Linked DNA regions of Homo sapiens: regions 2, 3, 4, 5 and 6 are each linked to region 1. A link is a contact called in ENCODE Hi-C or POLR2A ChIA-PET data. All regions are on one chromosome and are shown on one strand. The core of a region is the stretch at or near the end of the contact, and the rest is flanking DNA. Distances in the headings are between cores, read along the strand shown.

Evidence for each region. Hi-C counts contacts between places; a loop is a spot of excess contacts on that map. ChIA-PET counts read pairs that join two places held with the same protein, here RNA polymerase II (POLR2A). Pooled maps may share reads with other maps.
Region 2: a pooled map shows a loop between it and region 1 (17-fold over the local background). The contact joins the promoter of OS9 here to the promoter of SARNP in region 1. A Hi-C loop is called at or near these places in 8 of 50 pooled maps.
Region 3: a pooled map shows a loop between it and region 1 (3-fold over the local background). The contact joins the promoter of HOXC4 here to the promoter of SARNP in region 1. A Hi-C loop is called at or near these places in 2 of 50 pooled maps. POLR2A ChIA-PET finds 5 or more read pairs at or near these places in 2 of 52 experiments (HEK293 and activated CD4-positive, alpha-beta T cell).
Region 4: a loop to region 1 is called in a map of naive thymus-derived CD4-positive, alpha-beta T cell, with 22 times the contacts of the local background. The contact joins the promoter of MBD6 here to the promoter of SARNP in region 1. A Hi-C loop is called at or near these places in 1 of 168 maps with a recorded cell type or tissue (naive thymus-derived CD4-positive, alpha-beta T cell), 1 of 37 single-sample maps with no recorded cell type and 11 of 50 pooled maps.
Region 5: a loop to region 1 is called in a pooled map, with 2.4 times the contacts of the local background. The contact joins the enhancer-like site here to the promoter of SARNP in region 1. A Hi-C loop is called at or near these places in 1 of 50 pooled maps. POLR2A ChIA-PET finds 5 or more read pairs at or near these places in 3 of 52 experiments (HEK293T, K562 and activated CD4-positive, alpha-beta T cell).
Region 6: a pooled map shows a loop between it and region 1 (5-fold over the local background). The contact joins the promoter of NEMP1 here to the promoter of SARNP in region 1. A Hi-C loop is called at or near these places in 1 of 168 maps with a recorded cell type or tissue (naive thymus-derived CD4-positive, alpha-beta T cell), 3 of 37 single-sample maps with no recorded cell type and 13 of 50 pooled maps. POLR2A ChIA-PET finds 5 or more read pairs at or near these places in 3 of 52 experiments (A673, H1 and activated T-cell).

Annotation. Positions count from the first base shown.
Region 1 is chr12:55,815,170-55,820,302 of GRCh38, reverse strand. It overlaps SARNP (SAP domain containing ribonucleoprotein), which reads left to right and starts at 2,579. Exons shown (of 11, transcript NM_033082.4): 1 at 2,579-2,637. The coding sequence starts at 2,602. ORMDL2 (ORMDL sphingolipid biosynthesis regulator 2) reads right to left here and starts at 2,262. Exons shown (of 4, transcript NM_014182.5): 1 at 2,191-2,262; 2 at 1,130-1,304; 3 at 810-961; 4 at 1-43. The coding sequence starts at 1,303.
Region 2 is chr12:57,691,241-57,696,373 of GRCh38, reverse strand. OS9 (OS9 endoplasmic reticulum lectin) reads right to left here and starts at 2,242. Exons shown (of 15, transcript NM_006812.4): 1 at 2,051-2,242; 2 at 1,448-1,624; 3 at 531-594; 4 at 336-412; 5 at 1-99. The coding sequence starts at 2,212. RefSeq lists enhancers at 2,002-2,051, 2,039-2,613.
Region 3 is chr12:54,051,869-54,057,001 of GRCh38, reverse strand. HOXC4 (homeobox C4) reads right to left here and starts at 3,167. Exons shown (of 2, transcript NM_153633.3): 1 at 2,641-3,167; 2 at 972-2,152. The coding sequence starts at 3,079. The coding sequence ends at 1,797. RefSeq lists a cis regulatory region at 2,876-3,376 and enhancers at 3,953-4,112, 3,408-4,389, 4,390-5,133.
Region 4 is chr12:57,521,135-57,526,267 of GRCh38, reverse strand. It overlaps MBD6 (methyl-CpG binding domain protein 6), which reads right to left and starts at 3,444. Exons shown (of 13, transcript NM_052897.4): 1 at 3,257-3,444; 2 at 2,176-2,239; 3 at 1,852-1,988; 4 at 1,446-1,548; 5 at 1,153-1,315; 6 at 1-920. The coding sequence starts at 1,964. RefSeq lists a silencer at 3,213-3,612 and enhancers at 3,873-4,012, 3,076-4,035, 4,133-4,202, 4,293-4,402, 4,036-4,996 and 2 more.
Region 5 is chr12:54,410,459-54,415,591 of GRCh38, reverse strand. ITGA5 (integrin subunit alpha 5) reads left to right here. Exons shown (of 30, transcript NM_002205.5): 2 at 3,628-3,758. The region is part of intron 2 of GPR84-AS1 (GPR84, ZNF385A, ITGA5 and GTSF1 antisense RNA 1); the gene reads right to left. Among named protein-coding and RNA genes, the nearest start is that of ITGA5, 6.2 kb to the left of the region's middle. RefSeq lists enhancers at 2,577-3,358, 3,359-4,141 and a silencer at 3,794-3,933. Within about 2 kb of position 2,116, at least 24 of the 41 ENCODE cell types and tissues checked have a DNase peak (open chromatin) inside an H3K27ac peak, as active enhancers do.
Region 6 is chr12:57,075,823-57,080,955 of GRCh38, reverse strand. NEMP1 (nuclear envelope integral membrane protein 1) reads left to right here and starts at 2,165. Exons shown (of 9, transcript NM_001130963.2): 1 at 2,165-2,337. The coding sequence starts at 2,211. RefSeq lists enhancers at 2,191-2,240, 2,361-2,610.

The sequences.
Region 1 (5,133 bases), core at 1,330-3,829:
GTGCGCAGCATCATACTTGGTATAGAAGCTGGCCAGGAGATAGCTGGGGAGAGAAAAAAATAGGGTGAGTGAGGTTGACCTTCTCTATCCATATTCTTTTTTTTTTTTAAGAGACAGTTCTCACCATGTTTCCCAGGTTGGAGTGCAGTGGCTATTCATAAGTGTGATACGTGCAGTACAACCTCAAACTCCTGGGCTCAAACAATCCTTCTGCCATAGCCTCCCAAGTAGCTGGGACTCCAGGCATGCACCACAGTGCCCTGCTCTTTCTCTTCTATTTTAAATGACCAGTTTTACTGTATATAGTTCTAGATTATCTAAAACTATTCCAGCTATATCAACAGCATTTACTTTGGGGTTCAGGAGATAGCACCCTTAACTGGAGACTGTAAGTCAGTATCTGTTAATTGTTAATGACATGGCAAATGACGGCTCAAGCTATTTCAGTCTGTATGACTGTTACAGTCCTCTTTGCTTCCACTCCCTACAGTGTTTTTGAAGATTAATATCAGTTCTGCCTTTATTTACTTCTTTTGGCAGTGTAAAATCATTTGGTTTTATTTGGCACTTATCTTTTCTCAGTCCCTTCATTTCCTTACTACCAAGGAGGCAGCAAGGAATGCTTGATTACAGTATTGACTGTAATCTACATTTTACTGCTCTCTGTAGGCTTAGAACTAGTATACCATAATATCTTCAAAGGGTTTTAGATGAGAAGTCTGCTTTTTAACAGCTTCCCTATGGGCCTTTCTACCTGGCTCTTGGAGCTCTTTCTAACCCAGCATATCTCATTTCCCCCATAGACTCACAGCACAATAGGAGAGATGCTGAGGAACTTGCGGGAAGAGGTAAACTGGAGCCCATAGTCCATTTGCTCCCAGTGTGTCAGTAGCCGAGCCTTTCCTTGGTCAGGAGTCTCAAAGGGTGTCCCTTTCACCGTATGAAGGAAGACATACGTAGCCTGGGAACAGGGAAGGTGGCAGTGTGAGGGGCAGAAAGTAGTTTTTCAGTCAAAGAATTATGTTAAGATCCCAAAAGGAACACATAAATCCCCAAACAATTGGTGATTTTATTTTGCTTTTGGTTGGGAAACCCTGGGGTGGGTACAAGGGCGTGGTTTAGTGCTCACCAGGTTATGGATGACGTTGGTCAGGGTCCAGACAACAGGAATGCTGAAGAAGGGGATGCTGAGTAGAACCATATGCAGCAATCCTACCAAGATGATGTAGGCCAGCCAGATGCCTCGGCTATTCATCACTCGGGTGTTGGGGTTTACTTCGCTGTGTGCCACCCCCACATTCATCCTAGCCGTAATGGGGGATCAGGCAGGAGTCCAGCTCAGTTTTTTCTCAACCCCTCTTGAGCTATCTCCCAGTTGTCTCTCAGATAGCCCCAATCCCCTGAACTCTATTGGGAATGAAGAACTTACCCATCACGCAGAAAATAAAAACTGAAGACTTGGGGAAAACTTTAAAAGACAAGAAGAGTCCTCACTACATTTCAGAGACATAGTCATTATTGCTCTGATCTTTACACGTCAACTGTAACATGAAGGTGTATGTGTAGGCTTGGGGCACTCACTTCAGGGAGCAAGGGAAATAGGAGTATCTGACTTTGCTGAAGAAGTTAATAACCATGAAGAGGTCACGTACACCCAGAATTCCAGGCGAAAGTCATGGAATCATCAAAGAACCACTAAGAAGGGATGACAGAGTAAAGCTCACTCTGGTCCCCACTTTGTTCTCTGGGGCTTGTCCACCCTCTCTCTCACCTCCGTGGCATGTAAACAGTCTGCATCCCCATTACTTCTCTCAAGCGTGGGGCACGACAACAACTTGCCCACGGCTTCTGGACTGGGTTAGGAAGGGACCTGAGCTCAATACCTCGAAAGGTGGAGCCTTGGCTCTGACTCCAGGGGCAGCAGTGATTATCTGAACTCGGATCTTTAAAATTGTGGTAGCTCTAAAGCTGATGATGTCTGGTTAGGAAGCGGCTCTTGCCCGCCCCAGCCCCACCGCCAGTTCCTTAAGCCCGCCCCATGCCCCTCCCAGCTTCCTCCTCATGTTCATCGGTTTTTTCAGGGCTCCCTTCAGCGCTCCCCTCTCAGTATTTAGGTCACCACTCCCTCGGCGCCCCTTTCGCCTCCCACCATTTTTCCTCAGCAACCCTTACAGTCTTTGCAGCTCCTACCTGCCAGCTCAGATCCCCGTCCGGCTATGGGCGCGGCGCCGGCTACCACACCTGAAGTCTCCAGGAAGTAACGCCTCTCCTTCTGCCCCTTTCCTATTGGAGGAACAGAATCAGCGCTGCCACCACCCATTGGTTGGTGGTCTGTAATGCAGAAGCACAGTTGGTTGCCATTTCTGTCGTTCGCAAGATACAGTGCCCGCCCCTCTCCCAGTTCCACCTTTTGAAAGAGGTGGGGCAAGCTGCCTAGAGAAGTGAGAGCGACGTCAGCTATTGACCAATGGGAAGAGCTGATGGTATGGCGTGGGAGCAAGAGTGACAACGATTGGTCAGCCTTGCATCTCTACGCCTAAGGCGGGAGCTCCTGGAGGCGGAGGCCGCGGGTGGGGGCCTAGTGGAGTGAGGGGTAACAAGATGGCGACCGAGACGGTGGAGCTCCATAAGCTAAAGGTACCGTGAATCGGGGAAGGGCTGAGTTGGACTTTTCTAGGAACTGAATTCTACAGGGTAGCTTGCGCCTTCTCCTACGTCTTCTCCGTGCAGCCTTTTCCACTTCGTTTCTCGGCTCCCGCCGTAGCTCTTTTGTGCCACCCTTCCACACTACGCCTTCCCTAATTTCCCATTTCTCCTCACGGCTTTACTGCTATATTTATTTGTTATTTCTGCTTCCTTCATCATTGTATCGTCCGTCACCCTTCCCCACTGGGTTGTGTAAGTGCCTTCTACCTGTTATACTCTTCGTTGCTTTTCAGGGCTGCATTACGTCAGTTGGTCCCTCCTTTTTGCCCCATGTCGGAGCCAGGATCCGTTTTTCTTCCCTGGGATGATGTTTCCAGTCTGTCGTCCGAAGCTGAGATTTCCCTGTTAGCAAATGGTGGCATTTTTGTGTATTTCTGTCTAAATAGGTACCAGACACTCAGAAAATACTTCCACTCCCCTTTTCTAGGTGGGATTACGCCCCAAGCCGAATTTTGAAACAGGGAGAGGCCTCTCAGAAGATCGGTCTCGCCTTAGAAGCCTGGGGTTGAGGAGGTCTTGAGAATAGTAGAAGTACAGACACCTCAGATTTAAAAGTTTTCGAGTTCTGTCACGCGGCTCTCGGCCCGCCAGCCTTCCTCACACACCATCTCCAACCACCAGAGAGAACTCACACCTGCAATATTTGGGAAAAACAATTCCAAGGTTAAGATTATCTCTGTTCCATTTCATATCTCGGGTGGGCCCTGCATCTCCTGGTGTTACCATTGGCTGACACTGAATCACAGAAGCTATTTTAAATTGTCTTATGAGACTCTTGGTAGTTTTTTCACACTTAGATATATAAAAAAGTTAAAAAAATATATTAAAAAGAAGAACATTTTAAAAAGTATTTTCTTTTAGGGTAAATTAAGATATCTTGAGTAATTGTCTGTTTGTGGTTTCACAAGTAGTTTTCCCATTAGATGTTTTGGACAAACCAGGCTGATATAGCTGAAACTGAAAAGTGATCCTTTAAAGCTCGAAAAGTTTTTTTTTGTTTTTGTTGCTGTTAAGAAAGCTTAAGGGTAGTAAGGGTAGGGAGAGGACCCTTCTTTAGTCACTTATTAGTTGACCCCAATTAGTCTTTCTGTGAAACTGATGTTTTTCTTACTCTTGGATTCTAAACTCTGTTAGTGGGTTTTTGTGTTATTCTGGAGTTATTGTTAACTTGATGATACTGAAATGCATAGACTATATCAGCGGTCTCTTGATCTTTATTGTGATGAGTTAAAAAAAATTGAGCAATCATCTCCACTTTGTTTATATATACTGTACTTATAGAAATTGTATACTTCTGGACTGTTATAAAATATAACACAGAAAAGGAATTTTTGAATGAGATAAAAAGGAACTATATATAGAAGAGCTAATATTTTCTTCCTATTTGTCCTATTTTTGAAATCCCTGGAGTAAGTCACCAGCTGCCCGATGACTTACTTGCATTTATAGATTGTGTTGGTTTATGGAGTTCCTCCTTCCATCAAATCTGTATTTGTCAGGTCTATATAAAATTTGTATTTGATTGGATAAGTAACTTTTACGTAAAGTCCTCTGACCTGATTTCAGTGTTACAGTCTAAGAGAACATTAGGCACTCCTGACAGCCTAAAAAGGACTTGCTCTTTAATCACATTTGCTTGTCTTTGCTTTTTCTCTAGAGCACTTCTTAACCTTTTGGAGGTCACAGATATCTTTGAAACTCTGATGAAAGGTATGGACCCTCTCCCCAGAAAAAGGCATGTACACATATTTTGCATGCAGTTTGAGGGGCTTCATAAAACTACCTTGTAGCCCCGAGGAGTCCATGGACCTCTGGTTAAGAACTCATGCCTTTAGCTGGGCGTGGTGGCTCACGTCTGTAATCCTAGCACTTTGGGAGGCCTAGGCGGGCGGATTGCTTGAGGCCAGGAGTTCGAGACCAGCCTGGGCAACATGGCGAAACCCCGCCTCTACCAAAAATGCAAAAATTAGCCAGGTGTGGTGGCAAGTGCCTGTAGTCCCAGCTATTGAGGAGGCTGTGAGGAGGCTGAGGCACAAGAATCGCTTGAGCCCGGGTTGGAGGTTGCAGTGAGCCGAGATGGTGTACTGCACTCCAGCCTGGGGGACAGTGAGACTCCGTCTCAAAAAGAAAAAAAGAACTCATGCCTTTGATTCTGATTTTTAGGACAATTAATGTTTGGTTCCACTGGTGATCTTGATGCAATGATCCTGACTTCTGGGTTGACTTGGGGTTTTATTGCCTTAAAAAAAAATCTTGGCTGGGTGCAGTGACCCACACCTGTAATCCCAACTCTTTGGGAGGCGGAGGCCAGGAGTTTGAGACCAGCTTAGGTAACATAGTGAGACCCTGTCTCTACAAAAAAAATTAAAAAATTAGCTGGGCATGGTGGCACACACCTGTAGTCCCAGCTCCTCAGGAGGCTGAAGT
Region 2 (5,133 bases), core at 993-3,492, 1.9 Mb before region 1:
CCGAACCTCGGCCTCCCGGGGCCTCCCATTAAGGTCGCACTTGGACCCATTGCCATAGGTCTGGCTGTGGTAGCGTTTAAGACGATGCTGCTTGGAGGCCTGGAGAAGACATGAGGCAGGAATGGGGGACATGAGAAAGATAGCAAAGAGGAAGGATGGCACTGCGTCCCCAAAGAGACAAAAGAATGGCCTGTGCCCCCAGGCCCCAGGAAACTTTGTCCTAATGGCCACCAAGCCCCAAGAAACAGATCAGCTAATCTTGACCCTCCCCTTCTTGTCAGGGCTCTCAGCCGGTGGCCAGAACCCTTTCTTCCTGAATCCCACACTCTTGCCACCTTGGCTGTTTCATCATCCCAGTCGAAGGCTGATTGGTAGTAGCCGAGATAGAGGACTTCACCTTTGATCTCTGAATCTGCAAGGGAAGCCACAGTGAAGCACTGTTACTCTTAAGAGGAGGAGGAGGAGGAGGGAACTGGGGAACTTCCATGATATGACACTAAGGGCTTAAGGAAAATATAGGAGTGAGTTACCTTCCATGTGGTATTGCTGGATGTGGCGTCCATAACAGAATTCATATGTCCACCAGTCCTTTGTCTGACAATTAAAAAATAAACAATCAGGGGGATGGAGTGCAGACATCTTTTCTTGGAACCAGAGTCTCCTGGCTCCAAGACACATAACCTCTCATCTACTTACACACTCAATTCTCTTCCCTTCACTTCCACTCTCAATTCTCCAGACTTTCAGTAAGGAGGGAGGGCTGCTTTCCTTCTGTGACTTGGAGAGATATCTCTAAAGTCTGTTTTCCACTTGTGGTCTTTCCATTCCTCCCTTTTAAAAGATTTTTTAAATCCTTATTTGCCCTCCATAAAGATAAGAAATTATGGTATCCCTGAAGCAATTATATTAGGGAAACATAGAAGAACCCAAAATTAAATATTAATTGAACTTCTTGAACATTCCTGGCACTGTTCTGGCCACTGGGAATACAACTGTGAACAAGATTAATTCTTTGACCTCATGGAGTTTACACTCTAATGCGGGGAATCAGACCGAAAATAAACAAACTGATTCAGTAAATATGATTTCAGATCATGAAAAGTGCTACGATGAAAATAAAACAGGATACTGGAGCAGAGTGATAGGGCAGGGGGTGACTTTAGCAAGTAGGCTTAAGGAAGTACTCCTCCTACCCCACGCAGACCCTCAATCTTGCTTTAGCCCTTTTCTGAGATCTTCTATCCTAACCTGCTCCTACGTTCAGCAAAGTGTCATCAGTGGTTGCAGGATTCTTTGCTTCTTTCCTGTCCGTGTAATCTGTCTACTCCTCCAGTGGTCTTCTTAACCACTACAGGTCCCCTAGATCCTGCCTCATTCAGTGGACTCCAGTTCTTGGATGAACTGCTAGTTTCCAAGCCCTCATTCTATCTAACCCAGTCCCTTTCACCTTCAGCAAGCAGGGAGCATCTCTCATTGGGCTCAACAACTCAGGGATCCCAGGCCCTTGGTAAGCAGGTGTTTCCTCCTCCCTTTCACGCTGGAAGTGAATAGCTCCAGCTGGCAGGCGACACTCATAGCGCTGTTTGTACTTAGAGGAGACAATCACCACGTCCGAAGATTGGCTCTGGGAAAGAAGGGAGGGTCGGGGGGCAAGGAAGCAAAGAAAGGCTGGGATCAGGGAGAACAACGAAATCCCTCTTCAAACCCTGGGGAAGAGATCAGTCGAAGACAGAATAAGCCATAAGCCCTCCAGCTGTATTTAGTGGGTGAGAGGAGAGGGCGCTCCCATTTCTCCACGGGGGCGGAGTCCGGGTGTTTCGATCATAAACTGAGACCTGAAGGTTGACAGCGGGAAGCCCCACCTCTCCCAATTCCTGGCCCCCAGAGAATTGGTCTCAGTCTGCGACCCCCAGGGGTCACCGTAAAAGCAATACCTACTCTTCCCGATTCCCCGTAGGCTCCAGCCCCAGACTCCGGAGCTGCCCTTCTTCCTCTATCTCTTACCCGCTTCCTCTTCTGCCCAGACCCTCGCCCCTTATACGCCTCTCACCTGCCCTCCCATGACAGGCAACGGCAGGATCTCGATCCCATAACGCATCTCACTCAGCTCCTCCAGGTTCAGGCTCCCGACACCGCCGGTCAGACTTGCGGGTAACAGGAGTCCCAGAAGCAGCAGTCCTAACAAACTGGACAGCAGCGTTTCCGCCGCCATCTTTCGTTCCCCTTCTTATGCAGAGAATCTGTTTCCGCCCTAAGCCAGGCAGCGGCCTCAACACGCCCATCGGCGCCACATGATTTTATTGGCTGTACGTTCTATCCCTCCCACGTACCCTATTCCTATTTGTAAACGTGGCTCCAAGGTCCTGGGGAGGTGGATCACGACGATTAGAAATATCAATCGCTGTCCGTGATTGGTCAGAGACCAGCCAATCATCGACAAGATCAAACCCCTCCTCGTTCCCCAATTTCAGAGGCGTGGTCTATGCGCTTGGTCCTTTTAAGTTTGCCCTCTGTCTTCGCCCAGCTGTCATGCGCATCTCATTGCTTTTTCAGACGTCTCTTGCATTATATCCTGCCCACCGCCGGGCGGAGTATTGAGGCAGATAGGTAGCGTGCGCAGTGCCGGTGAAAGTTATTAAATGCTTGTTGCAAAACAAACAATTATTATACGGACGCTTACCTCTTTTCATATATACATATTGCTTTGAGGCAATCAGAAAATTTGTGTCAAAACCTTCCTATACGATCCTGCAGTTGACCTCCAGTAAAATGACCTCCAGTAAAAATCCTAGAGAAATAATGCGGGCAGCCAGACGTGGTGGCACGCACCTGTGGTATCAGCTACTCCGGAGGCTGAGGCAGGAGGATCTCCTGAGCCCAGGAGTTCAAGTGCAGCCTGCGCAACACAGCGAAACCCCGTCTCAAATAAGTACGTACATACATACATACATACATACATACATACATACATACATACATGCATACATGGGCTTCCAGTTAAGGTGAAATTATGTATTACTCTCCAGGCCGTAAGAAAGGGAAAGGAGACAACAACAGCAACATTTTGGAAGCTGGAAATCAAACAGAAGAATGTTAACTGGTTTAGCAAACTTGAGAATATTTATTACGAAACAAAGGTAAACAAGAGGCTGATTATACCTTTGGAAAACCCTCTCTGGGGAATCTCACCAGCCAAAACGAAAAATCCCAAAGATACCCTTATCAGAGTTCTCTTAATGATATAGATAACTAGAATGAATTCCACATGTAACACTTTGGCCTACGTGCCCCAGCCCTCATTCCACTTTCCAATCAGCTTTTTAGTGTTCTTACTCTTCAAAATAAATAGCCAGAGATCATTAGACATTTAAGGAAGGACTTTAATATACAAGTAAGAAACAAACAAGAAGGGAAAAGCAAATGAGAGGAAACATAAATTGCAAGGGAGGGGAAAAAACACTAAAAATAAAAAATTTAAAAATAGGCCGGGCACGGTGGCTTACGCCTGTAATCCCAAAACTGTGGGAGTCCGAGACGGGCGGATCACTTGAGGTCAGGAGCTCAAGACCAGCCTGGCTAACGTGGTGAAACCCCGTATCTACTAAAAATACGAAAATTAGCTGGGCATGGTGGCACGCGCCTATAGTTCCAGCTACTCAGGAGGCTGAGGCAGAAGAATTGATTGAACCTGGGAGGCGGAAGTTGCAGTGAGCTGAGATTGCGGCACTGCATTCCAGCCTGGGCCACAGAGCTAGACTCCGTCTGAAACAACAAAGCATTTAAAAATAATCCATCATCAGACTTCTCAAAGAGATATTATAGAGCATTCATAAAATAACAACAGGAAACTACTTGAGAGTAACTACTATTCGGATAAGCAAAAAGAGCTCTTGGAAACTAAAACCATGTTACAGAAATAAAAATTCTATAAAAAGGCTGGGGGATAAAGTTGAAGAAGATCAAATTTGTTCTGCTTTAGGAGAAAACATAAAAATAAAGGATCAGTCCAGAAGGTCTGGACTAAATAAGAGTTCTAAATTAGAGTTCCAGAAAGAGAACAGAGAATCAGAAGAGATCATCAAAAAAACTATTTAAAAGGACTATCCCAAACTGAAGAACAGTCTCCAAATTGAACAGGCACCCTAAGTATCCAGAACAACAAATCAAACCCACACCAAGACACATCATTATAGAATCTCAGAGTACTGGACACAGAGAAAAAAATTCTAAAAGCTTCCAGAGAGAAAGAACAAGTTGCATATACAGACAAAAAAAATCAGAACATGTGACTTCATGTTGTTGCTTTGTTAATACATTTTTTAAAAATCAGTATAACATTAGGATTAAGAATCAGAACACCATTGCTACCCAAAGCAATCTATAGATTCAATGCAATCCCTATCAAAATACCAATGACATTCTTAACAGAAATAGAAAAAACAACCCTAAGAGACCTAGAATGGAACCACAAAAGACCTAGAATAGCCAAAGCTATCCTGAGCAAAAAGAACAAAACTGGAGGAATCACATTACCTGACTTCAAATTATACTGCAGAGCTATAATAATCAAAACAGCATGGTACTGGCATAAAAACAGACACAGACCAATGGAATGGAATCCAGAATCCAGAAACAAATCCATATATCTGTATTGAACTCATTTTTGACAAAGGTGCCAAGAACAGACACTGGGGGAAAGACAGTTTCTTCAATAAATGATACAGGGAAAACTGGATATCCCTATGCAGAAGAATAAAACTTGACCCCTATCTCTTACCATATATAAAAATCAAATCAAAATGGCTTAAAGACTTAAATCTGGCTGGGCGCAATGGCTCATGCCTGTAATCCCAGCACTTTGGGAGGCCGAGGTGGGTGGATCACGAGGTCAGGAGATTGAGACCATCCTGGCTAACACGGTGAAACCCTGTCGCTACTAAAAATACAAAACATTAGCCAGGTGTGGTGGCAGGCACCTGTAGTCCCAGCTATCCGGGAGGCTGAGGCAGGAGAATGGCATGAACCTGGGAGGCCGAGCTTGCAGTGAGCCGAGATCGCGCCACTGCACTCCAGCCTGGGTGACAGAGCGAGACTCTGTCTCAAAAAAAAAAAAAAAAAAAAAAAAAAAAAAAA
Region 3 (5,133 bases), core at 1,918-4,417, 1.8 Mb after region 1:
CCTAACAAACAAGCAAAAAATTAAGCAGGCCTTGCTAGGGCCTGGATCTCAGGACCAGAATTATTTGGGAGCCTTTGGCTTGAATGTATTCAGGTAATCCAGGCAAGATTTTTTGTTTCTTTTTTAGCCCCAAGGAAACAAATTTATTTAATTAATTTATTTCTTTACAGCCAGAGAAACTTGTTCAGGCTATCCCCATACGCTGCCAGGACCTGGGAGGTTATAGGAAGAGAGGGTGGTCCTTGACTCTCCCTAAGTCTCTTCGCAACACCTGGCAGGTCCATAATAAAAGTTAGAGAATAAAAAGGTAAAAGTCTTTTATTATCTCCAGGCATCAGCCTTTGAGGCCTATCCATAACAAGGGTACCTCCCAGGCCTCTGGCCAGTCTTTTTTCCAAGCCTAAACAAACAGAGAAGGCATCCTGACAGGTGACTTTGCTGCTTCAGAGTCACCAGCTCAAAACCTTCCTTCTTTTAAGAACTCAAATGTTGAGGGGATGTCTTCCTTAATCCCTCATCCCAAAAGAGCCCTAAAAGATGAAAGAAAACTATTCTCCTTCCCACTCCCTAAACTTGCCCCCTTGTCTACAAAGTAGGCAGGCCTACTCAGCACAGAGGAGGGAGAAGGGAAGAGAGAGAAAAGACAAAAAGAAGAAACTGTACCTAACTATAGAAAAGTGAGACACTCCCCACCCTCAGCTCCACTGAAGTGCCCCCAGAGGAGTCTGGTCTCTCTGCAGACTCAGGGGGAAGGAAGGGGACTGGAGAAATCAGCCTTAATCTTCCACATCCCCTCTTCTGAAGATCCCATACCCCAACCCCCTTGCTTGTTCTTCTAAGGACATTGGAAGACTAATGGAGAGCTAAGATTTGTGTGTTTGTTTAAAGTAAACTTAGGCAACTATAGAGAAGATGGGATGTTACCAGGCCAGAGAGGGAGGGGAATAAAAAGAAACCATCAGACATTGACGTAAAACTAATTCACATCCACTGGTTTATTATTGATCACGGGGCATTTCACATCGACACTAAAATTCTTTATTGCAAGTTTTACAATAATCAAGTAAATTCAGTCCAAAAACACAATAACCACGATAGGGGTGGGGAGAGATTCTACCTATAGACTGCCTCTCTGAACTGAAAGTTCATTTTGATTTTCTTTTGGCTCCTCAAACTGAACAGCTCTGAGAGGCTCTCCAGATGCATTTAGCTTTGTCTGCTGTCTTCGCCCCCTCTCCTCCCACACCCCCCCCCAACAATAATACAAAAGAACTTCATAGCTTTGTTCTCCTTAAAATGACTTCCCCCTCACTAACCTCCCCTGGTGCATTTTCAATGCAAAAGGCCTAAGGAAAGAGGGGGGGAAGGAGGAGGAGGAGAAGGATGAGAATTGGCTTTAAAATTTCTTTCCTTTTTTCTTTTCCTCATTTCCCCTGAAATTCACCCAAGCCAGACCATCACACCTTGCAATATATAATTTTTGCAGCTTTTTTTCTTAAAAAATAAATAACCCCCCAAAATGGCCTTTTAAAAAAAAACACCCAGCAGGTACCATGCTAAGACAACATCACATGCTTAAAAGGGTCCTTAACAGTGGGAGGGAGAGGAGGGCAGGGGGCTTGTTTGTTTATCTGTTTTGTCTGTTTGGAACTGACAAGGGACAAGGTGAGAGGAAGAGAGAAAAGAACCTATATATATATATATATATATATATATTAAATTCTATAAATAAGAGTCAATTTGTGTGTGAGGGGAGGGTGGGGGCATGGGGTGGGGGCAGGGGTGTGAGTTATGTTTTATAACCTGGTAATGTCCTCTGCCCGTTGCTGCTCCGGCGGCGTGGCGCTCTGGGAGTGGTCTTCAGAAGTACCCGGGGTAGCTGCCGAAAGGGTGCTGGGCGCAGCGCCGGCCGGGGGTGCTGACCTGACTTTGGTGTTGGGGAGTCGGTGGTCCTTCTTCCATTTCATGCGACGGTTTTGGAACCAGATTTTGATCTGCCTCTCAGAGAGGCACAGCGAGTGGGCGATCTCGATCCTTCTCCTTCGGGTCAGGTAGCGGTTGTAATGAAACTCTTTCTCTAATTCCAGGACTTGCTGCCGGGTATAGGCTGTCCTCGAGCGCTTGGGTTCCCCTCCGTTATAATTGGGGTTCACTGGGGGGAGGGGAAAAGCAAATAGTGGGGTTCAGAGGCAGCAGGCTCCCCGCCCCCCACCCTCACCCCATCCTCAGCTCTGAGAAACAGGAGGAGGGAGTGGTGGAAATAAAGTCATCAAGCTTAAATGGGTTATAAAGAAGTTGAAGGAAGCTGAAGACTTTGTAGTGTAATAAGAGGGGAATCCTCATTGTAACGACACTGAATTATTTATGCGCCCTTAGAAAGCGAGCATAGTTTTCACACATACATAACAGATCGTAGCACATGGCTCGGACTGCCCAGAGTAGCTAAGCCATAAAATTTATGGGGGATGTAATTACCCATTCTCGCTCGTAAATCCAGTTCAATTGTGCTAACCCAGAGTCGCTCCTGGAGAGAGAGGGGGAAGGAGAGAAAGGAGGACGGGGGCCAGAGGGGGCCGAGGAGGGTGGGGAGCGCTAGGGAAGAAGGGAGGGAGGGGGGGAGCAAAAAGCAAAGTTGCCTACCCGTGCTAACGTGAATTTTTTTCATCCATGGGTAGACTATGGGTTGCTTGCTGGCGGCGCTGGAGGGATGGTCGGGGGCTGGCTGGCTGCAGGCTGGCGGGGCTGGGGACGGGGAGGCGGAGGCGCCTGAGAGAGGCGCCGGCTCGCAGAGCGACTGTGATTTCTCGGGGTGGTGGTGGCCCGCCTGGGCCGGCCCGTGGCCTCGCGAATTGCCGGGCCCCTGGAGACTGGTGCAGCTATACTGGCGCTCAGGGTAGCTAGGGCGCGGAGGCGGTGGTGGGTACAGCTCCTGGTGGTGATGCTGGAATCCCGATTCCCTGGTCCGGCCGTAATATTCCGGACTGTGTTCAGGGATGTAGCTATTTTGCGAATATTCTTCGCATGGAGGAAATTTCGGATCGATGTAGTTAGAGTCCATCAAATACGAGCTCATGATCATTAATTTCTGGAGTGGAAAATAATTTTTCTCGCTTTGTCGTTTTTCTGCTCCATAAAGCCCTCCTACTAGCTAGCGACCCTGTAAAGTTACTTTCACCATGTGACTCCTCCGGCCAATCACACGGAGCAACCCAGTCCCCGGATAAGGAACCGAATCGCTTTATTCAAAATGTATCCAATTTTTTTGTGTGTGTGGTGGTGGTGGTGCTGGGAGGCGGGGGTGGGTGGTGATGTGGGGTTAGCTAGCAGAGGTTGGAGTGCCCCCAGTGCACATCCCGCCAGACTGACAACCCTCCCCTGCAAAAGGAGATGGGAAGCTCCCGGCTCCCCTCCAAAGCCCGGGCATTGGGGGACTGTCGGGAGGCAGTGATTCAGCCCCCGCCCAGGGTCTCCCCTCAGGCCTCTGCTGGGCCCCGTGGGCCTCGGCTCCTGAGCTTTTCCAGAGGTCTCCATTCATGGCGATCGTGTCTCAGTCTGTGTAGGTCACGGGGCAGCGCCCCTCTTTCGCAGGAAGAGGAAGTTGAATGAGGACTGGAGTGGATGTTGGATGGGGAGGGGCCCAGGCTGAGCCGAGGAGGCTGGAGAGCCTGGAGTGCCCCCCATCCAAGGATACCAGAGTCCAGCCCCTCTTCCCCATACACACTCACCCAACCCTCTGGCCATGCGGCCGGCGAGGCAGGGTCCCAGCTGGACCAGGCAGGTAGAGGCAGCGGGATGCAAATGATTCTGACGTCATTTCTGGAGGTCTGGGGGTTGAGCCCCCGCTGAAGAGAGACAGGAAGTGGTTGGCAAAAGCAGAGTTCAGAAGTCTCGCCTTCCCCTGCTACCCACTGACCCTCCCTGCCCCAGCCCCAGAGCAGAGGATCTCTTCTACTGCTGGCTTCTGTTTCCACTCCCCATTCAGCCCGGCCTGCTATTTTCTGACAATTATCTCCAAGGAGCTGGGGCAAGGAGGAGAGCTTTCTGCCAGGAGTCAGTGCCCTGTGATGGTGCCCAGCCAAGATCCTGAGAGTTCTTTCTCTGTCCCCACAGAGGGCAGACCTAGCTAAGAGGGAGGCCTGTGTGGGTAGAGCCTGCTTGCTTCTGGCTAGGAGCTGTATCCATGTAACACGTGTGTTTACATGTAAACACGAATTCCTAAAGGCCAGCTCCAGGCTGCTTTCCAAAAACGGAAGGCTAAGCTCACCAAGTTGGGGAGGCACGGCCAGCCTTTGGGGTCTCCAGCCCATTCACACCCCCTGCTCTCTCTCTGCCACCCACTCACAGTAATACTCTGATGGAGGGGGGTGACAGGGCCGTAGAGGAGGGAGGGGGCCAGGAAAAGCTGCTTTCCTAACCACCACCCCCCCCCCCCAGCTAGGGGTGGTCCTGTCATGCCACCGATTCCAATTAACTGATCGCCCATAACTCAGAGTTGCGGGGGGTAGCGGAGGGGAGAGCCCAGGGAGGGAGCCGGGTCCCCTTGTTGTACTTGATAACAATTATAGTTTAAAATCATAGCTTGCCAGGGCTCAGCTATATTTTACTTGATAACAATAAAAGTGACACATAAAGTTAACTGTTTATGTTTTATTTATTAGACTAAATCTGCCAGCGGTGGTAGGAGCGCTTGCCTCGTCGCTACAGCTTTTATAGGGCTGTAAAACGTCATAAATCAGTCTCGCGGAATCGCCCGCACTCTTTGTGTCGGCGGCGGCGCAGGGCTGGCGGCCGCTGGCTGCCTGCTCCCTCCTTTCCACGAAAAGTCGTAATGTGATTTTTTTTCCCTCTGATTTTATTATTATGATCGCCGCCGTGATTAGTCAATCTACCTTTAATTCGCCGCCCTACGCTACCTCCTCCCAGCCCAGCCTGGTTGACACTTGAATAAGTACCTTTTAAAACGGCATAACAACTATTTGAGGGTTTAATTAGAACATCTGCAATTAAGGGAATGAGGAGGGGAAAGGGAAAAAAAAAATAAAGCCCTTGTGAGAGGGAGACTGAAGGCAAGAGATTCCAATCCTTTTCTCATCACCTTTGGGATGTTGGAGAGGGTCCCCACTTCCAAATTAG
Region 4 (5,133 bases), core at 2,195-4,694, 1.7 Mb before region 1:
CAAAAGGTTAAAGCTTCCATCAGAGTGGGAAGGGCCAGGGGTGGGGAGTCCCAGCAGGGACAGCACAGAAGGGAGAATTGGTTGGGATGGCTCCGGGAGAGAAAAGGGTTGGGGGACAGGAGCAGGGGCCCGAGGACGGCTCCGTCTAGGGGTTTGAGGGCCTCTCCCTTCTAGCAATCGAAATACAGTAGGGGGTCTGCGGGGACGACGCTGAGAGGGACGAAGTGATGAGGAGTGGGAAGCTGAGGGTGCCTGGGCACGGGGCCTTCGGCCCTGTAAAGTGCTGGGAGGGGGTAGTGGGGGATGCTGTGCCTTGGCCGCTGCAGAGAGTAGGCTGCTAGCAAGGAAGGGGGGTGCCCCAGGCCCCTCCACCGTGGGGGCCCCTCCCAGGGGCCCCAGGACCAGGGGCAGGTGCATAGTGGCTGAAGACACTGGTGGCTGAGAGGCAGGACCAGGGTGGGCGGGGAGATTATTGCTCGGGGGCAGGGGAGGGGGTGTTAAGGCATCACTACAGTGGAAGAGAGGAGGGTCTGAAGGTGGTGAGGAGGAGGCATGAGGGGCCGGAGGAGAGCCCAGGTCAGAGGGCACCAGGCTGGATCTGAGGGCAGCTCCCCAGTTGTATGAGGGAGCATTGAGGCTGATAGCAGGTGGAGGAGGTGGGGCTGGAGAGGGGGCATTGCCCCTTGGGAGGAAACGGGGGCTGCTACTGCCCCCAGAAGGGACTGGGTCAGCAAGCCTTGGGGGGAAAAGCCCCCCAGGGCCTGCTAGAGTGGGAAAGGCCTGGGAAACTGAGGGTGGTTCTGGGGGAAGGGAGCCAGGACCCCCATTAAGTGGAGTTGTAGGAGGAACTCGACAGGGAGGGCGGGCAGAGGGGGGCCCTGGGGACACAGTGTGGAACATTTGGGGGCTCGCTCCCTCTCCTGCAATAAATGAAAAATGAAGGGTCAGCCTGTGGCTCCCCTTCCAAAAACTCTTTTGTCTTCTCTAGTCCCATCTCCCACAAGTTCCCAACCTCCCTGTGCCCTCCTTTCAACATGCAGCTCCCCACCCACTCCCCTTTCTCTTTGCTCCCTCTCAAGGAACTCCTCCCACCACCAGCCTTCCAAGCCCTTAGGTTTTCCTCGGTCTTCTGTAAAGTGGCAGAAGACTCACCAGGAGAAGAGTGTGAGCAGGTGGTCTCCATGCTGCGGTACAGAGTTGCCATAGCAACAGCTTTCCGCCGGTGGTTGCACAGCTTGGTCATGTCCTCCTCTGATGCTGGCCCCACCCCAGCCCCACCCGGGGTCACCGGGGCCAAAGGGTCAAAGTTGAAAACCTGTAAGGTGGAAAGCAAGGACAGGGACCCTGAGGGGCTGGAACCTGTGAGAAGGGCTACCTCAGTCAGTGATTTGCATTAAGACTTTTAGCTTATCTCTGTACTCTCAGGCGCCCCTCACCACTCTGACCTTGGGGACATTAAGTGGACACTCCAGACCGCACTTGCAGGTCCCATCGCTGAGGAGGTAGCTCCGGGTTTGCTCCAAGGAAGACAGCTCTGTGCCACTTGGACTGCGAGAGGACAGGGTCAGAGGACATGGGGTTAGCTGGCAGCGAATCAGGCAATACTCCTAAAGCACAGTGCTTAAGTTACAGATCCTCCTAGAAGAACAGAGGATAAGGAATGTGGGAAGACACAGAAAAAGGGAGAATGGATTCAAAGGCCCAGAGCTACAGAAAGCAAAAAGGCTGAGGAAGGAAGGGGAAGAGAGGAGAGCAATCGGGTACCAGAGAGCTGAGCTGAGAGAAGAAACGGAAGAAAGAAAACCTGGGCAACTGGAGTGGCAGAGCTTGGGGACCTGTGAAGATCCGTACCTGATGTAGAGCACAGCACCCTCTCGCACACAGCGCTGCCAGCCGATGGGGACAGATGTGGCCACAGGGCCCCCAGCTCTGTCTGCTCCACTGCTCTCATTGCCCCCATTCATTGTGTGTAATCAGCTCCCGCGTGCCTGATAACACAGACATCCATGTAGGCACTAGGAGGATTAAACTGAGCGAAGTACCTGAGAGAGGACTCCAGGAAGGCAAAGGTTGTGGGGAGACCCAAGAAAACTCAGGGGAAGCCCCAGAGGAGCAAGGGGAACCCCTCAGCTGGGAGGGAGACTGAGGAGTCCTCTGCCGTATCACCACAGCTACCTGAACATCTCTGCAAACATTGTGGGGTCCAGTCTAAAGCCGGGGCCACCAGCTTAGCCCACACCTGCAACGCAAGTAGAGAGATGGGACTGTCAGGAGTCTGCCCAACTCTAAAGAGCAGCACAGCCCAGCACCCTCTCAAAAGAAAGATCCTTAACAATGTGAGGCAAGCACCTATAAAGATCTCGGGGATCTGCTGGCTTAGTCTACAACCATCCTTTCCAAGCCCAGTCCCTAGGGACCAGAGGGTCAGAACCTCAGCTCCCTGGGACCAAGAAAGTCTAGCCCAATTCTTAGGCATATGAAGGGCAAGGCCTCCCTCCATTCGGAGTAGAAGACTTCAACCAGGAGTATGGGCACATTCCCATAATGCTAGGCCACTAGGAAGTTTCCCAGAGTGTCTGGCTCCTGTTGTTCTCTACCCAGGAAGATGATATAAAAAGTACAGATTGCCCCACAGGTCACCAGGCAATTGCCCAACTGCCCGCTGGGGTGGTACCAGCAGAACTCCCCCCATGCCTGCTCCATCAGACAATCGCTGATATAGTTCATTCGGGTCTTAAGAGGTGAGGATCACAGCTCAGTCTTCTCCCAGGATCCTGGGAAGCTCCTGATTTTCCCTCAAGCCTACGGCAAAGGGATTCAGAACCTCCTATTCCACTGGCTTCCGATTATCTCCAAGAGAGCCTGTCCTCCGATAGAAGGGGAAGCCCCTCCAACCTGCAGGTATCCTCCCCAGCCTCACCATTGCTCCCACCCCACACTGGCGGCTTCCAAACTTTCCCTCTCACAACAAGGCGCCCTGTCACCCAGACTGCTTCCCTCAGCTTGAGGAGGAGGGGAAGGCGCACGAAGTAGGAAGGAACTTGGGGAGAGGGCGGGCGGAGGGTGGGCGAAGCACTGAGGGGAGGGCGGTGAGGAAGGCAGAAGTCTGGCAGTGAGAGGGAGAAGCGGCGGGGGCAGGTGAGGGCGGGGGAGTGGGGATGGGGCCGGGGAAAGGGGCCGAGAGGACGCGGAGGGGGCAGAGGGTAGGGACGGGAGGGGGAGGGGCAGGGTGGGGGGGGCCGGGCCCCGCACTCACCGCGGCCCATGGTTCGGCCGGCCCCGCCCTGCGCAGTCGCGGCCCAGAGGGTGAGTGGGAGGGGGTGGGAGGAGGGTCGGTGGAGCCCGAGCCTCCGGTACGGCCCCGGCCGGTCCTAGCAGGAAGCGCCGCTGCCGCCGCCGCGGATCACCGAGCGGCCTCCCGCGCATGCGCCATGGGGGCCAGGGGCAGCCCTGGGGATTCCGTTCCCAGAAGGCACTGCGCAGGCTGCTGCCGCTGCCGCCGCCGCCGTCGCTGCCGCAGCCGCCGCCGCAGGAGCCGCCGCCTCCGCCGCTGCCCGGACGGGAGAGGGGCGGGGCCGGGCCCCCGCCCAGCGGACAGCGACGAGCCAACTGGAGGGGCTGCAGTGCGCATGCGGGAGCGCGCCTACCCCTCCCCCACAACCCCCCATTAATCCCCAAGAGAACAAACACCCCACGCGGCCCCCCCGCCCTCCGCGGAAGGATCTGCGCCTCTTCCCAGGCCACTGGTGGCCAATCCCAGCCCTCCTCAGGGAGGGGCCCCTTCCAAAGCCACAGTCTGTTGCGGGAACCAGGAATGCCAGGTCCGGGAGGGGCCAGGCCCCGAAAGATGAAAGTCGCGACTTGCCCTGCCCCGCCCCAAAGGCTTCCCGGGTAGTGTGCTGGGACTTGACCCGCCTCCCCAGGTCAACATGTCACAACACGACCTCAGCCTGTCAAGTCACATGACCTCTGCCTGTCACTGACAACCTGGTCTGTCTTTAGGCCAGGGGAGACCATCTGGTCCACCCTCCACACTACCCCCATTTTCAGAGAGGAAATGGAGGTGTGGAGCAGCGGAGCAGCCTAACCAAAGACCTGTCATTGCCACACCACTCCAGTCACAACCGGCCTTGTGACAGTTTCTACTTAAACTCTGGCTGCCCCCATGAGGGTATGACAGGATATGTAACAGGCCACCACATGGCCTCTGTTTTCAAGGCACAAGAAAAATACTTTGCATTCTGGGTGGTGCGTTTTACTTTTGGTCAAGTTGCCTCCAAGTTCATGGTTCTCATTTTACCTTCACAACTTTTATCTTTAATTTACAAACAAGGACGGTAAGATCCCTTGGCAAGTGATGGGGAGTTGAGTCTAAAATCGCGGCTCCGGTCTCCCCAGTCCAGGGCAGTCCTGCGCTGAAGTGCACTCACACGTCCCGGGATGAGACTCCGCTGTAAATCTCGACCCGAACACCTAGGAGGCAGGCCTGTGCCGCGCTCCTCACACAGGGAGTCACAGGACTTGCTGTCTGGTACAGCAAGAGAGGGTCTTGGAGAAAGCCATAGGAGTACCGTGGGGGAAAATAGGTGGCCAAACAGAATCGGGTCCACTGGGCAAAATACATGACTTCTGGCAGGCTGAGGGCTTACCAACTACAAGGTAAAAGTCAAGGGCGCTGTTCTGAGAGAAGCGGAAAATGACTACCAAGGGATTCCAGTACCTCGGCCCCTTTTGGGAGATTTACGGGGCTAGAACAGGAGACCACCCCCGTTTTTTTGTTTGTTTGTTTTGTTTTTTGTTTTTGGTGAAACGTAGTCTCGCTCTGTCACCCAGGCTGGAGTGCAGTGGCGCGATCTCGGTCACTGCAACATCCGCCTCCAGGGTTCAAGCGATTCTTCTGCCTCTGCCTCCAGAGTAGCTGGGATTACAGGCGCGCATCACCACACCCGGCTAATTTTTGTATTTTTAGTAGAGACGGGGTTTCACCATGTTGGTCAGGCTGATCTCGAACTCCTGACCTCAAGTGATCCGCTCTCCTCAGCCTCCCAAAGTGCTGGGATTACAGGCGTAAGCCACTGAGCCCGGCCAGGAGACCTCTTTAAGAAGACTCGAGATGTCGACAATCCCAGTGGA
Region 5 (5,133 bases), core at 867-3,366, 1.4 Mb after region 1:
GTAGACTAGAATGCTGTCGTAGAAATCAGGATTCCTGATTTCTGCTTCATATTCTGGGAGGGATTATGAGTGACCTAAGCCCATTACTTAACTCCTCTGAGATAGTTTTCCCATCTGCAGAATGAGAACATGGGACGAGGTGAGCAGCTTTGAACTTTTTCTTAGGGAGTGTCAGAACGAGGCCAGTCTGCCTTTATGCCATGTGGCCTCAGGCACCTACAGTGAAGTCTTAAAACCAGTGGATGCTCTCTACAGTGCCTTCTAGCTGTGGTAGTCTGTGTCTCCAAGGACCAACCCTTCCATTTCTGAGGCTTCAGAATAAATTCTGGCAGTTATTTCTTCTCTCAGACTCTATTTCAGAAAAGTGTACCTGCCAACCTGCATTTAGTAAGAAATAATGAATTCCTTTTCTCATTCTTTTTATTTTTATTTTTTATTTTTTTGAGACGGAGTTTCGCTCTTGTTGCCCAGTCTGGGATGCAATGGCGCAATCTCGGCTCACCGCAACCCCCACCTCCCTGGTTCAAGCGATTCTCCTGCCTCAGCCTCCTGAGTAGCTGGAATTACAGGCATGTGCCACCACGCCCAGCTAATTTTGTATTTTTAGTAGAGACGGGGTTTCGCCATGTTGGTCAAGCTGGTCTCAAACTCCCGACCTCAGGTGATCTGCCTGTCTCAGCCTCCCAAAGTGCTGGGATTACAAGCGTGAGCCACCACGCCTGGCCGTTGTTGTTGTTGTTGTTGTTGAGAAGGAGTCTCGCTCTGTCTCTGGACTGGAGTGTAGTGGCGTGATCTCGGCTCCCTGCAAGCTCCGCCTCCCAGGTTCATGCCATTCTCCTGCCTCAGCCTCCCTAGTAGGTGGGACTACAAGCGCCCGCCACCACGCCCGGATAATTTTTTTGTATTTTTAGTAGAGACGGAGTTTCACCATGTTAGCCAGGATGGTCTCGATCTCCTGACCTCGTGATCTGCCCGTCTCGGCCTCCCAAAGTGCTGGGATTACAGGCGTGAGCCACCGCACCTGGCGCTTTTCTCATTTTTTATTAACCAAAAACATCTATAGCTGCCAATCAGAGTTTCTGACCAGCATGAGATAACCAGGTTCCCACATAAGTTGATATAATTCCAGCCAAAAGCAAATACACTTGAGGTTTTAATTAGCCTAGGCCACCTTATCTGGTAAATGCATGATTTCCGTTAGGCTTTCTGAAATATTGAAAATAGCACACGGACCCTCCATTGTTACCTTCTTAGACCCCTAAAAGTGCCCAACTGCTGCAGGATTTAGGAAGCAGGAAAAAGATGTGGGAAAATAAGGACAAACTAGCTTGCATGCCATCCATGGCACCAGTCACCTCACTTGGCGTGTTGGCAGGGGAGGCACTATTTATTGGATTGACTTTAGGTTGCTGGGATGGAAGGGCCACTGCCTGTCCAGGAATAAGCCATGGGTAGTGTGCCGGGAGGAAAGGAGGCCTAGGTCTGTGTCCCTTGCCTGCATGCCAGGTATCCTGAACCATCGCACAGCCGGAATGGATATGCCCCTGGCTTGTGGGCTTTACAAGCTTTGTAAACTCTCTGTCTTGCAACCCTGCTAAACTCCAGGCTACTTCCTCAGGCCACCCCAGGAGTGTCAGGCTCAGCTCCTCTCCAAGAGCAGTGGGTGTTGGAGAAATTGGCAGCAGGAATAGGGTCCCTTGGCCTTAGCCCTGTGCTCCAGGAAACTTTGAGAGAACCTCTTCTTCACCCAGAGGAAGAGGGAGAGGGTATTGCCCAAGTCCACAGTTAGTGCCTGAACCAGAACTCTTGGCTCCTGGTCCAGTGCTCCTTTCACTGCTTCCTGTACCTCTGCTGTTCTGGTCTAGTTCAGGTTGGTGGCCCTTTCTGCTTTCTAGAGCCTGAAGGCAGCAACCAAGTTCTCTGGGGGCTGCCCCTGCTGAGAGAGGGGTCTCCTTCTCTCACATCACCCAGCCCTAGGGCGGTGCAGCCAGACCCCACAAGTGGATGTCATGCCTAAGTGAGAAGGGTGGGGCCTGGCACGGAGGTGGGGGTGTGGGAGACAAACGGAGAAGTGAGAGGTTGGAAACAGACAGGAAGCCACAGGCAGTAAACATTTCCTGTCCCCAGAGTAACGGAGACTGGCACCTCCCCTCCCCACCCCTCCTAACTTCAGGAGCTCTCCCTCTTCAGCCTACCCATCTCCTATTCCTCTGGACCCTGCCTTCTCTCCCCTCCATTCTCACCACTGGCCCTCACAGACCCCTCCTCACTCTCCTCTTCCGTCCCCTCGGACCTGTCCTCTCTGCTGCTTCCATCCCCTATACCTCCTGGGCCACTCCTCCCCGCCTCAGTATACCTGGTCTTCTTGGAAAATACCCCCAGCTCTTGTGACCTCTACCATAATCCTTCACTTTGGGCCTTCTTGCCTAGTGAGAAAGCTGAGGAAGGTATTCAAATATCAGGGAAAGGGTAGGTATTGGACGGGTTGAAAGCTGAAAGTGAACAGAAACCAATAGAGATGGAGAAATGTAAAATCTGAGATAGAGAGATAGGATTCAAAAACCAAAACCAAGAGAGCAAGCAGTCATAGGGGCAGAGGGACAGAGGGATTGAGAAGCAGTGCCAGAGGCAGACACAGAGCAGAGCAGAGGCCAAGGCTGGCAGGAGCACTGGTCCAGAGGCTGGGTCGAGTTGCCCAGGCTGCCAGATACAAGTCCTGGCAGGAGACCCTTAGGGGAAACCAAGAGAGCCAAGAGCGGTGTGGAGGTCTTGGAGGCAAGAGACCTAGGGATGAATGAGGCAGAGCTGACGGCAGGAGGACTGCCCAGGCCCTTAGCTATGACCACCCCATTACACAGGGCAAACTTCCCCTCATATCAGGGGGAACAGAAGCACTGTGTCCAGAACTGGGACCCCGGTAGAGCAGACTCTGAATTCAGTCAGCTGGGGGTGGTCTATGGGAAAGGGGTTCAAGGGCTGAAACACAGACCCAGCCAGGAAGGGGAGGCCCACACCAGGGCCGGGGTGAGGGCAGGCCCAGGCCCAGTGGAACAATCTGTTTTCACTGTCCTCCAGCTCCTCTCTCCACTCCTGCTGCCTGATTTCCAAGACTCACATTTTCCTCCTACACGCCCCAAGGCTGGGTGGCTGGGCAGCCGGATGCCTGGGTCTTGGCCCAGGGAGGGGATTTGGCTTGGGAGGAGAGTATATAGGCTAGATGAGAGACCCTGAGGCTCCACAGGACCTTGGCGCTCCAGAAGCTATACATCTAATCTCAGCAGGTACGTAGAGGAGAGGGAGAAGCCAGGGGTACAGGCTCTGGCCCCTCTTCCCCTTCTAGAAATTGACTGTGGTTCCTCCTCTCTTTATGAACAGGATAAGGTAGGAGAGGACAGAGAATGGCGGGAGGAGGGGAGGGTTGTGTTAGTGACAGCGGCACATGGGGACCGCCTGACTCCAGCCTGTGCCTCTGGCATCTGTGGCATCTTCTGAGATATAAATACAACGCAGGGGGCATCTACTCCACCCCCAGCCAGCCCCAGCCTAGAGGCCTGGGTCCTTCCTGCCTCCAGACACCAATGAAAAGCTAGGAGCCATCCTCAACTGCCTCGCTTTTCCCCCCCACAGGGTCAGTGTGCTGGTGGGAGCACCCAAGGCTAATACCAGCCAGCCAGGAGTGCTGCAGGGTGGTGCTGTCTACCTCTGTCCTTGGGGTGCCAGCCCCACACAGTGCACCCCCATTGAATTTGACAGCAAAGGTAGGCCAGTGAAATTCAGGGAGGGACTGGGGGGTGGGACTGCAGCCTGGGGGCAAGGCCTGGGTGGGGCCTGGGGCGAGGGGTGGAGCCTGCTGGAACCCCGGCCACGTGACCTCTCAGCACCAGCTCTGGTGCTCCAACTGCTTACAGTGGATCCCCATGGCACTCACTCCACTCTCCCATCCAGCCCAGCCCAAGGAGGACGGGCATGATTCAGAAACATGTGGCTCTCATTTCCCCTGAATCACCCACAATTCTGGGAGGCCAGGGCCGTAACACAGACAAAGACAGGGAATGTTGCACAAACTATTCAGTTCCTTTAACTAAGTACTGACTAAGTGACAGTGCATGACAGGCACTGTGCTGGTGCTGCAGGGACTGAAAGATGACTAAGCCACTGCCCTCAAGGAGCTCAAGGTCTGAGTAGACACAGATGGATGGGAGGAAGATGGAGACTAACAGCTATCAGTTGCTCTGTGCCAGGCCCAGTTGTGAACACTTTACATATATTAGTTCACTTAATCTTTTCAACAACTGTATAAGGTATTATTATCCCCATTTTCTAAGTGAGGAGACAGAGGGTAAGTAGCTTATCCAAGGTTATACAGCTAGCAAACATTGGAGAGAGGATATGAACTAGGGCCATCTGTCTCCAGAAATAAAAACTGGACAGGCTGGGCACGGTGGCATGTGCCTGTAATCCCAGCACTTTGGGAGGCCGAGGCAGGAGGATCACTTGGTCCCAGGAGTTCAAGACCATCCTGGCCAACATAGTGAGACCCTGTCTCTACCAAAAACATTAGACAGAGCTGGGTGTGGTGGCTCATGCTTGTAATCCCAGCACTTTGGGAGGCCAAGGCAGGTGGATCACCTGAGGCCAGGAGTTTGAGACCAGACTGGCCATCATGGCAAAACCCCGTCTCTACTGAAAATACAAAAATTAGCCGGGCATGGTGGCACTTGCCTGTAATCCCAGCTACTTGGGAAGCTGAGGCACAAGAATTGCTTGAACTCAGGAGGCAGAGATTGCAGTGAGCTGAAATCATGTCACTGCACTCCAGCGTGGGCTACAGAGAAAGACTCTGTCTCAAGAAAAAAAAAAAAAAAATTAGCCAGGCATAGTGGTGAGCACTTGTAGTCCCAGCTACTCGGGAGGTTGAGGTGGGAGAATCACTTGAGTGATTCTCCGTCACTGCAGCCAAGGCTGCAATGAGTGCTACTTGCCCCACTGCCCTGTAGCCTGAGTGACAGAGCAAGACCCTGTTTAAAAAAAAAAAAAAATTAAAATAAACCTGGTCAACATGGCAAAACCCCATCTGTACAAAAAACACAAAAATTAGTTGGGTATAGTTTCCACCCACTTGGGGGGCTGATG
Region 6 (5,133 bases), core at 916-3,415, 1.3 Mb before region 1:
AGAATGAAATCTCTTCTCTTGCCCATAGCTCAGCCCCATTTTGACTTTTTTTTTTTTTTTTTGAGACAAGAGAGGCTCGCTCTGTCACCCAGGCTGGAGTGAAGTGGCATGATCTCGGCTCACTGCAACCTCTGCCTCCTGGGCTCAAGCAATTCTTCTGTCTCAGACTCCTAAGTAGCTGGGATTACAGGAACCTGCCACCATGCTGGGCTAATTTTTGTATTTTTATTAGAGATAGGGTTTTGCTGTGTTGGCCAGGCTGGTCTCGAACTTCTGGCCTCAAGTGATCCTCCCACCTCAACCTCCCAAAAGTGCTGGGATTACAGGCATGAGCCACCATGCCCAGCCCATTTTGACTTTTTTTTTTTTTCTCTTTTGAGACAGAGTCTTGCTCTGTCACCCAGTCTGGAGTGCAATGGGGCGATCTTGGCTCACTGCAGCCTCCGCCTCCTGGGTTCAAGGGATTCTCCTGCCTCAGCCTCCTGAGTAGCTGGGCTTACAGCCACCTACCACCATGCCTGGCTAATTTTTGTATTTTTAGTAGAGACGGGGTTTTGCCATGTTGGCCAGGCTGGTCTCGAACTCCTGACCTCAGTTGATCCACCCGCCTCGGACTCCCAAAGTGTTAGGATTACAGACCTGAGCCACCATGCCCGGCCCATTTTGACTTTTAAAAAGGTCCTTGTTTTAGACCAGGTGCAGTAGCTTACTCCTGTAATTTCAGTAATTTGGGAGGCCAAGGTGGGATAATCACTTGAGGCCAGGAGTTTGAGGTCAGCCTGGGCAACATAGCAAGATATTGTCTCTACAAAAAGTAATTAAAAAAAATTAAGCCAGACATAGTGGCTCATGCCTGTAGTCCCAGCTACTTGGGAGATTGAAGTGGGAGGATCATTTGATCCTGGGAGTTCGAGGCTGCAGTGAGCTGTGGTTACACCACTGCATTCCAGAAGGGTTACAGAAGGAGACCTTGTCTCAATAACAACAACAACAACAACAACAACAATGAAACAAACAAATAGCTGGGCATGGTGGTGCATCCCTGTAGCCCAACCTATCTAGGAAGCTGAGGTGGGAAGATGGTTTAAGTCCAGGAATTCAAGGTTACACTGAGCTGTGATGGTGCTGTTGCACTCCAGCTTGGGTGTCAGAGAATGACCCTGTCTCTAAAAACATTAAAAAAAAAAATTCTTGTTTTGAAAGCTTGAACCTTCCCCAGGAGATGCCCCCTTCCTTGAATTCCTCAATTCATTTGGCTCTATCATCTGTAGTTTTCCTACCCATCACCATCAGATCCTCTTAAAAAAAAAGTTTCAATTTCTACTAACAGTTTCTGAACACCTGGATCTCTGCTGGGCCCTGTGTTAAATCATTGAATGGGAAGCAGCTAATCCATATAAATAACTCCGGCTTTGGAGTCAGTAGGATTTAGGTTGGGATCACAGACCAGATGAACTATGAAATCTTGGGCAGGTTCCTGTGGCTGTCTTGGCTTTGGCTTCTTAAATGGAGAGAATTATATTTGTCTCACAAGATGATAAGAGGAATAAATGAATCTTTCTTAATCCTAACATTAATTTTACTTCCAAAAATAAAAATCCTATGAATACATTTTTAAAAGCTAATGTTTATGCTTATAAAATATTGACACACACTTTTTTGTGACTTCTATTTTAAATCCTTTAGGACTTTGGAGAACCACACTTTTGTCAGTCGACTTTAAAAATCGTCCTATCAGGGTCCTACTCATAAAGCGATCTCAATTGTAGGCGTCTCATAACAGAAAGGTCGTGATAAAAAGTAACCGAAAGAAAACGGAAGGAACTTCAGACAGCTTCTATGGAAATACCGAGTTTGGTCAAGGAGGCCTCTCCCATTCCGATTTTCTATTGGTTAAACTTACCATCAATCACACCAGTTGTAAATAAACTGAAGACGGAAGCATGTTGTTAGCGGGGTGGGATCTTCCTGTCGCCACTGCTAGGGTGAGAACCCATTTTCCAATAGGCTGAAAGCTGCTTTTCCCGCCCTCTCTCTTCAGTTGCTAAGGGGCGGGACTCATAGGGCCCTTGGAGGGCTGGGTGCTCGAAGCCCTGCCCATCCCATTGGTTGATAGGGGCGGGTTTCGTAGAGGATAGGCTGCTGTCGTTGCCCGTTCGGAGTTAGTTGCTGGGGTAAGGCACGTGAGGAGGAGGTGGCTTGAGGCAACCATGGCGGGAGGAATGAAAGTGGCGGTCTCGCCGGCAGTTGGTCCCGGGCCCTGGGGCTCGGGAGTCGGGGGCGGTGGGACAGTGCGGCTACTCTTGATCCTCTCCGGCTGCTTGGTCTACGGCACAGGTACCGCCCGGGCAGCAGCTGCCAAGGGGGCAGGTGCCGAGGGGGTTATTTTTGGAAAAGGGATTGTCCCGAGGGCGCGGGCCGTTACTCTGCAGAAGGGCGGTGGCTCTACCGAGGGCCGCCGGCGTAGTGTGGTGGAAGAAACTTGGCAGGCTAGTGGGCGTCGGGACTGAGGGTCTGGGCCCTGAAGCGGGCTGGGGCAGCTTCCAGAGTGGGGAGGAGCCTGAAGCCTTTTGGCGGAGACAGGAAGGGAGGCCTAGACTGGTTGAGAAGCAGTCCTGGGGGCTGTGTCTCGTTGCAGAAGCCTTGAGTTTCTTGGTTAAAAGCGAGAAAACCTGGGGACCATTCTGGGCAGGCAGAGCAGCCGCGGGAAAGGGACCATCTCATTCATTCGGCAAATCAGCAAACACCATCTGAGCGTATGCTCTGTCAGGACGCAGGGCACGGGTGGCAGAACGGATGTAGTTGACAGAAATGCAGTGATCTCTACTATCTTCTGCTCTTGTAAAACCTTGATTCCTTACCGCCCCCGGCCCGCGAGATGGAGTCTAGCTCTGTCACTCAGGCTGGAGTGCAGTGGTGCGATCTCGCTCACTGCAACCTCCGCCTCCTGGGTTCAAGCAATTCTCCTGCTTCAGCCTCCGGAGTAGCTGGGATTACAGGCACCCGCCACCGCGCCCGGCTAATTTTTGTATTTTTAGTAGAAATGGGGTTTCACTATGTTGGCCAGGGTGGTCTCGAACTCCTGACCTCGTGATCCATCCGCCTTGGCCCTCCCAAAGTGCTGGGATTACAGGTGTGAGCCACCGTGACCGGCCAAATAATGCATGTTTATTTTAGATGATTTGGCAAGGTACAATTAAGTATAAAGAAGCAGGCAGAAACCACACTGTTAATCCATTCAGAAGCAATCTATTTTAGCACACTTTCTTCTGATCTTTTTCCACATATTTTTAATTTTTTATGAATTGATAATTTGTATCCAGTTAGTACTCTAGTTCTCTTCCCTGGAGGCTGCCAGTCGTTACCAGAGATAGTTTTCTCGTTTGATTTTGTAGTACAATAATTTTCCCAAGTAATTTAAAATTCTTTTTTTGTTTTTTTGTTTGTTTGTTTGTTTGAGATGGAGTTTTGCTCTTGTTGCCCAGGCTGGAGTGCAGTGGTGCAATCTCAGCTCACTGCAACCTCCGCCTCCTGGGTTTAAATGATTCTCCTGCCTCAGCCTCCTGAGTAGCTGGGATTACACTTGCCCGCCACCACGCCCGGCTAATTTTTTTTTTTTTTTTTTAAACAGAGTCTCCCTCTTTCGCGCAGGCTGGAGTGCAGTGGCCAGATCTCGGCTCACTGCAAGCTCCGCCTCCCAGGTTCACGCCATTCTCCTGCCTCAGCCTCCCGAGTAGCTGGGACTACAGGCGCCCACCACCACGCCCGGCTAATTTTTTGTATTTTTAGTAGAGAGGGGGTTTCACCGTGTTAGCCAGGATGGTCTTGATCTCCTGACCTCGTGATCCGCCCGCCTCGGCCTCCCAAAGTGCTGGGATTACAGGCATGAGCCTCCACACCCGGCCTTAAAATTCTTTGTAAATGTTGTCTTACTTGTATTACATTCCAATGTATGTGCAGATGTTCATTTAATTTTTTTTCTCCACCCCCCGCCCGCCCCGCCCCGCAGAATGTAGTCTTGCTGTCTGGCCCAGGCTGGAGTGCAGTGGTGCAATCTCGGTTCCTGTTTCAAGCCATTCTCCCATCTCAGCCTCCCAAGTAGCTGGGACTACAGGCATGTGCCACCACACTCGGCTAATTTTTTTTTTTTTGAGACAGAGTTTCGCCCTCGTTGCCTAGGCTGGAGTGCAATGGCACTATCTAGGCTCACTGCAACCTCAGCCTCCAGAGTTCAAGCACTTCTCCCTCTGCCTCCCGAGTAGCTGGGATTATAGGCGCATGCCACCATGCCTGGCTAACTTTTTGTATTTTTTGTACAGACGGGGTTTCACCAGGCTGGCCAGGCTGGTCTCAAACTCCTGACCTCGTGATCTGCCCACCTCAGCCTCCCAAAGTGCTGGGATTACAGGCGTGAGCCACCACGCCCAGCCACACTCAGCTAATTTTGTATTTTTAGTAGAGATGGGGTTTCACCATGTTGGCTAGGTTGGTCTCGAACTCCTGACCTCAGGTGTTCCGCCCGCCTCAGCCTACCAAAGTACTGGGATTACAGGCGTGAGCCACCATGCCTGGCCTTCATTTATTATTTTTTAGTGACGTGGTTTTGCTGTGACACCCAGGCTAGAGTGCAGTGCACAATCATAGCTCACTGTAACTTCCCACCTCGGTCTCCCCAAGTAGCTGGGACTACAGGCACGTGCCATCTGCCTGGTAAAAATCATTATTAATGTTGTGGATTAAACATTTGGTTGGATATTGGTGGTTTGTACTGTTGGTTGGATATTTGTGGTATTTCTAGTTTTTCATTGTTGTAAGTTTGTGAACATCTTTGTGTATACATTTTTATTTATTTATTTATTTATTTTTTTGAGATGGAGTCTTGCTCTGTTGCCCAGGCTGGAGTGCAGTGGTGCCATCTCGGCCACCTAGGTTCAAGCGATTCTCCTACCTCACCCTCCCGAGTAGCTGGGATTACAGGTGTGTGCCACCATGCCCGGGTAATTTTTTTGTATTTTTAGTAGAGTGGGATTTCGCCATGTTGGCCAGGCTGGTCTCAAACTCCTGACCTCAAGTGATCTGCCCGCCTCAGCCTCCCAAAGTGCTGGGATTACAGGTGTGTGCCACCATGCCCGG